Linked DNA regions of Homo sapiens: region 2 is linked to region 1. The links are chromatin contacts, found by Hi-C or POLR2A ChIA-PET in ENCODE. All regions are on one chromosome and are shown on one strand. The core of a region is the stretch at or near the end of the contact, and the rest is flanking DNA. Distances in the headings are between cores, read along the strand shown. Region 1 has its middle 4.4 kb from the start of ZNF157. Region 2 holds the start of FAM120C (family with sequence similarity 120 member C).

Evidence for each region. Hi-C counts contacts between places; a loop is a spot of excess contacts on that map. ChIA-PET counts read pairs that join two places held with the same protein, here RNA polymerase II (POLR2A). Pooled maps may share reads with other maps.
Region 2: a pooled map shows a loop between it and region 1 (5-fold over the local background). The contact joins the promoter of FAM120C here to the enhancer-like site in region 1. A Hi-C loop is called at or near these places in 1 of 50 pooled maps. POLR2A ChIA-PET finds 5 or more read pairs at or near these places in 2 of 52 experiments (H1 and endothelial cell of umbilical vein).

Annotation. Positions count from the first base shown.
Region 1 is chrX:47,364,667-47,367,656 of GRCh38, reverse strand. No RefSeq gene overlaps it. Among named protein-coding and RNA genes, the nearest start is that of ZNF157, 4.4 kb to the left of the region's middle. RefSeq lists enhancers at 907-1,006, 1,127-1,456. Within about 2 kb of position 1,521, at least 23 of the 41 ENCODE cell types and tissues checked have a DNase peak (open chromatin) inside an H3K27ac peak, as active enhancers do.
Region 2 is chrX:54,181,820-54,184,899 of GRCh38, reverse strand. It overlaps FAM120C (family with sequence similarity 120 member C), which reads left to right and starts at 1,646. Exons shown (of 16, transcript NM_017848.6): 1 at 1,646-2,400. The coding sequence starts at 1,702. RefSeq lists silencers at 1,214-1,313, 1,884-2,093, 2,104-2,153.

The DNA.
Region 1 (2,990 bases), core at 272-2,771:
TTTTTTTTTTTTTGTACAGACGGGGTTCTCCCTGCGTTGCCCAGGCTGGTCTCGACTCCTGGACTCAACCGATCGCCATCCTCGGCCTTCCAAAGTGCTGGGATTACAGGAGTAAGCCACCGCGCCCAGCCAGAATAAACATTTTAAGGAGGTGGGCCTATACGATTACAAAAAGAAAAAAATTTTGACTAATATAAAATAGTCGGCCTGGGGCAGTGGTTCACGCCTGTAATCCCAGCACTTTGGGAGGCTGAGGCGAGTGGATCGTTTGAATCCAGGAGTTGGAGACCAGCCTGGGCAACATGGCAAGACCACCATCTCCACTAAAAATATAAAAATTAGCTGGGCGTGGTAGCGTGCGCCAGTAATCCCAGCGACTCGGGAGGCCGAGGCACGAGAATCGCTGGAAACGGAGGCGGAGGTTGTAGTGAGTGGAGATCGCGCCACTGCCCTCCAGTCTGGGCGACAGAGCGAGACTCCGTCAAAAAAGAAAGAAAGAAAGAAAGAAAAGATGGTGTATACAAAATATTCTTGATTGCAGCTAAAGAGATTCTTAAGGAAAAACGCATGCTCTTAAAAATTTTTTTAACAAAGAAAGGCTGAGCATTAATGAATTAACATCCAATTTAAGAAGTTAGAGAAAACGGTACAGATAAGAGCAGAAATTAAAGAAATAGGAAACGAAGGTACATCAGAAGAGATCTGTGATCAGAGGAGCAACAAGGTCAAAAGTTGTTTTTTTGGAAAGGCTAATAAAATTAGCAAACCTCTGGGAATACTGATAAAGGAAAAACCTAAAGCGCACACTATTAAGGCTGGACATCAAGACACAGCAGGGAATCTAAAACCTGACTACTCCAGAGGCCCTCATCCCTGACACTCATAGATTCCCATTCATTAGGTTCTTTATTTCCCCACCAATTGACACCACAACTGCCAATGCATCATCCCCCGAAGCCAACAAAACCTCAAAATCACCTGAGCGACTATCACGCCATAAAACCTCGTGCACTGCATTTAGCATCGCGCGCCAAGAAGACTTAAACGGCCTCTGAGGGGGATTTCCGTTTCCTGTCCTCACCCCTGACACTGCACCTTCTAGGGCTGTTGATTTTGCACACGATCATTAGGACTGAGAGATTGTAGTCTACTCACTGAACACAGCGCTGTTACGGATCGGCGGAGACTTGGTCCATGAGTGGCGTTGTCAGGCGAGGAATATGGCTGCGCTATGTCGTGTCTCTTGGGAGCCGCCATCTTAGCACCCATTCCGTACAGTGGGCTGTTCCACAGAAGGCGGGGGCGAGAGGGCGTTCACGGGTAGAATCCCTCTAAGGGCAAGATTCTGGGAGAAGCTGGTCTTTGGAACTCGGTTCTATAAGTTTGGGCAAAGTTTAAAGAAGCAGAGGTGCGCCTCCTACCCAGGGAGGAGGGGGGCGTGTTCTGATGCTCAAGGGAGACACCACTGGGCAAGAGGGGGAAGAAGTCAGGGTGGTACAATCCCCCCCTTGGCGATACCACTGGGAAGAGGAGGAGTAATCAGGTTAACACAGGTGCCCGTCGTGGGCGATACCACTGGAGAAGAGGGGAAAGGAGTCAGGGTGTACAATCTCTCGATGTGCTGCAGTTACCATGGAGAAGACTTGAATTCCCCCCATCTCCGTTACCCTCCTTGCCCCACTACAATGATAGTAGTTAGGAATAATAGCCTTTGATATGGACAACCAATGGTTTGTTTGTTTGTTTTTCTTTTCTTTTTTGAGTTTCACTCTTGTTGCCCAGGCTGGAGTGCAATGGCACGATCTCGGCTCTCCACAACCTCCGCCTCCCGGGTTCAAGCGATTCTCCTGCCTCAGCCTCCCGAGTAGCTGGGATTATAGGCATGCTCCGCCACGCCCGGCTAATTTTGTATTTTTAGTAGAGACGGGATTTCTCCATGTTGGTCAGGCTGGTCTTGAACTCCCGACCTCAGGTGATCCGCCTGCCTCAGCCTCCCAAAGTGCTGGGGTTATAGGCGTGAGCCACCGTGCCCGGCCATGGGCAACTAATGTTTTTTTAGCAAATTATCAATAGAAAAATGCTTAGAGGCCTGGCGCGGTGGTTCATACCTCTAATCCCAGCACTTTGGGAGGCTGAGGTGGGCGGATCACTTGAGATCCAGAGTTCGAGACTAGCCTGGGCAACATGATGAAACTCGTCTCTACTAAAAATACAAAAATTAGCCAGGTGTGGTGGCACACGCCTGTAGTCCTAGCTACTCAAGAGGCTGAGGTGGGAGGATCGCATCAGCCCAGGAGTTAGAGGCTGCAGTGAGTTATGATTGCACCACTGCACTCCAGCCTGGGTGACAGAGTGAGACCACATTTCAATTTATTTTAAAAAAAGAAAAATGCTTAGAAAACAGCCAGGCGCGGCCAGGCGCGGCAGCTCATGCCTGTAATCCCAACACTTTGGGAAGAGGGTGCAGGAGGATCGCTTGAGGTCAGGAGTTCAGGACCAGCCTCAGCAAAATGGCAAAACCCTTCTCTACCAAAAATACAAAACTTAACGGGTGTGGTGGTGTGCATCTGTAGTCTCAGCTACTCAGGATGCTGAGGTGGGAAGATGGCTTGAACCCAGGAGGCAGTGGTTGCAAGTGAGCAGAGATCGCACCACAGCACTCCATCCTGGTCAACAGAGTGATACCCTGTCTAAAAAAGAAAGGAAAGGAGAGGAGAGGGGAGGGGAGGGGAGGAGGCCTGGCGCCATGGCTCACACCTGTAATCCCAATACTTTGGGAGGCCAAAGTGGGTGGATCACCTGAGGTCAGGAGTTCGAGACCAACCTGGCTAACATGGTGAAACTCCATCTCTTGTATTAGTAAAATACAAAAATTAGTCGGGCATAGTGGTGCGTGCCTGTAGTCCCAGTGACTCAGGAGTCTGAGACAGGAGAATAGCTTGAACCCGGGAGGTGGAGGTTGCAGTTAGCCGAGATCACATCACTGCACT
Region 2 (3,080 bases), core at 397-2,896, 6.8 Mb before region 1:
TGCTTGCTTTCAAGAGTTAACTATGTACACTGCCTTGCCATCTACTTATTCTTTGACAATCTGGCTTGTTCCATCTCCACTATTTTATAATTTCTTTTATGTAGCTTGAAGCTTTTTTGCTTTTGCATCCTAATAGAGTATTCCCCTATCTCATTCATCCCGATCACTCTTGGGTTCTGCACTTCTGCATTCTAACTCTGCCTGCCATTATCTCCCATCTTCCAGTAAGTTCCAAGCCAGATCTGGCTACTACTCATTTCAGATCTTGTTTTCTGCTTTATTCCTGCTGAAAGAGTGGGCCGGCCCTAAAAGCCAGAAAGAAGACAGGCACTGCATCTGTTTCATCTCAGTATGTTGAAAATACATTTTTCAAAAGATTATGACTCCATACATCTGAAATTAGAGCCCTTGCAGCTATTTAGAAAAGCTCCCGACAGACTAAAACACAATGAAGTTTGGAAACCAAAGGCCCTAACCATAGGACATAGTGGATCTAGGAGTACCAAAAAGGTACAATTTGTAATGTAATTTGTGTTGGTAATTATCTCCCTGCCCAAAGAGATGCTGAGGGCAAGGATATTCGATTTAACTTTGTCTCTGCATTGCCTTAGGCAAGTAAATAATGTAAGTTTCTTTTTATTTATTTATTTATTTTTGAGACGGAGTCTGGCTCTGTCACCAGGCTGGAGTACGGTGACATGATTTTGGCTCACTGCAACCTCCGCCTCCCAGGTTCAAGCGATTCTCCTGCCTCAGCTTCCCCAGTAGCTGGGATTACAGGCACGTGCCACCACGCCCGGCTACTTTTTGTATTTTTAGTAGAGACGGGGTTTCACCATGTTGGCCAGGATGGTCTCGATCTCCTAACCTCGTGATCTGCCCGCCTCGGAGGGATTACAGGCGTGAGCCACCGCGCCCGACCAGTTACGTCTTTCTTAATTGGGACCAACAGCTCTTTAAATATTATCTTTCCACTAAGGGGAAAATCCTCCCTCCTGGGGAGTTTTAGCTCACTTTAGCTGAATTCAGTCAATCCACTCTAACTTCCATTCCCATGATGCATCAATCCATCCCCCAAAACTCTTTTTCCAGGAAAAAGCAGTAAATAACCTAAGCAACTCAGTGAGATGCAAGGAGTTGGAGTGCAACTCCTAAACACTCATCATCACGCCCCGCTTCCTGTGACCCTGTGAGCACAAGGGCTGAGAAGGGTGGTAGTCTGGTTCCTCGACTATATCCTAAGGCCATAGAGAAGACTACAACTACCAAGATGCCCCTCTCCCCGCCCCGCCCCGCCCCTCCTCGCTCCCCTTCCTCCAGCTAGAAAGCGTGTACCACCGAGAAGACGAGGCAACATGGCTCCCGGAGGTGGAAGAAAGAGGCTTCACCCCTTCTAAAGCGGGAAGAAGAGCGGCCGGAAAGGAGAAAAAAGAGAAGTGACTAGAGCCCATCCTCGCTTTTATCCTCCCAGCCTCTCCCGGGTCCGGTCTGCCCCTCCCCTTCTCTCTACCCAAATCCAATTTGTGGTCTCCTCCCCTCCCCGCCCTCATTCCCTCGCTTCCTCACCCCTCCCCTCGGGAATCCTTTTCCCGCCCCCCCTCGCCCCCCGCGGAGTGCGCACGCGCCCGCCCCCAGCTTCGCGCCCAGATCGTCGCCTATCCTGCTTGCGCAGCCGCTATCGCGTCTGCCCACCGACGAAGCATGGGTGTCCAGGGCTTCCAAGAGTTCCTGGAGAAGCGCTGTCCCGGGGCCGTGGTGCCCGTGGACCTCCTAAAACTCGCGCGCACGGTCTCGCGCCAGCAGCAGCAGCAGCACTTGCACCGCCAGCTGCCGCCGACTGCAGCCCTAGCGCCCGGGGCTCCACGCGCCGCCAGGGGCTCCGTGCCTCTGCAACCGCCGCTTCCGCCCGCTGCCTTGGGTGCCTACTCCGGGGGCGCGGGGCCGACTCGGCACCATCACCCCGCTCACCACTTCCACCATCATGGCCAAGCGCAGCCCGGGCTGCACCCTCCGCTGCCGCCGCCGCCGCCCCCTCAGCTGCCCGGGGCCCGGGTGCTGGTGGACGCCGGCTCGGCGCTGCCGCGGCTCTATGGCGGCTACCAGACGGATTGGGTGTGTGGCGGCCAATGGAACGCCATGCTGGGCTACTTGTCAGCGCTGTGCCAGGCTTGTGCCTATCCTGGCGGCGACGGCCTGGAGCTCGTGGTCATGTTCCCGGGGGGCCTGGGCAAGGACCGGCTGGCCGAGTGGGGCCGTCGGTGCCAGGCCGAGCGGCAGACAGCGCAACTGATCGTGGGACACGTGGGCAACAAGGGCACCCCTCCACCGCGGGCCTGGTTCCTGCCACCGGCCTGCCTGAGCCACTGCGTGAGGCTAGCACTCATCCGCTTCCGGGTCAAGGTGAGGGAGGGGCCGGATCTTAAATAATAAGCCCCACACCTATTCCCTCCCAACTAAATACCTAACCACCTACCCACTTACCCACTACCCTACCTCCCATCTACCCACCCACCTACCCGCCCAACAGCTAACCTACCTGCCTAACTACCCTCTACCATTTTATCCATTTACCTCCCCCTTCATACCACCCCCTACGGATTCACTCACCTACATGGCCATATCTCTACTCATGTCATCCCAGTAGCTCCCTTTAGCTTCCCTTATCCAATTGGCCTACCACTAGGTTTCAGCAGAATCTAGTCAGAATTTCTTTTGTAGCCTCATCTTTCTCCTGGTGTCTTCTGCCTCAAACTGAAATGCCTTTACCCTGCTTTTGCCAGTTGACATCTCTCTCCTGTATCTCTTTCCAACCTCGCAGTAAATCACTTAAGCAGGTGTGAACTGAACACCTTTCTTCTACATTGTTTTTCCGTCTTCACCCACTGCTGCTTTTTTACCCATCTGTGTCCATTCAGCCTTTTTCATTTCAACATGCATCTTCTTCCTCCTGCCTTAGCCTAAACACATAAAAACCCACTGATTCAGTCACTGTTCAGCAAGTATTAACTCACTGAGTGTAAGGGTTTTAAAGACATGTGAGACACTGCTCATGCCCTTGGAAAGTTAAATGTATACACATG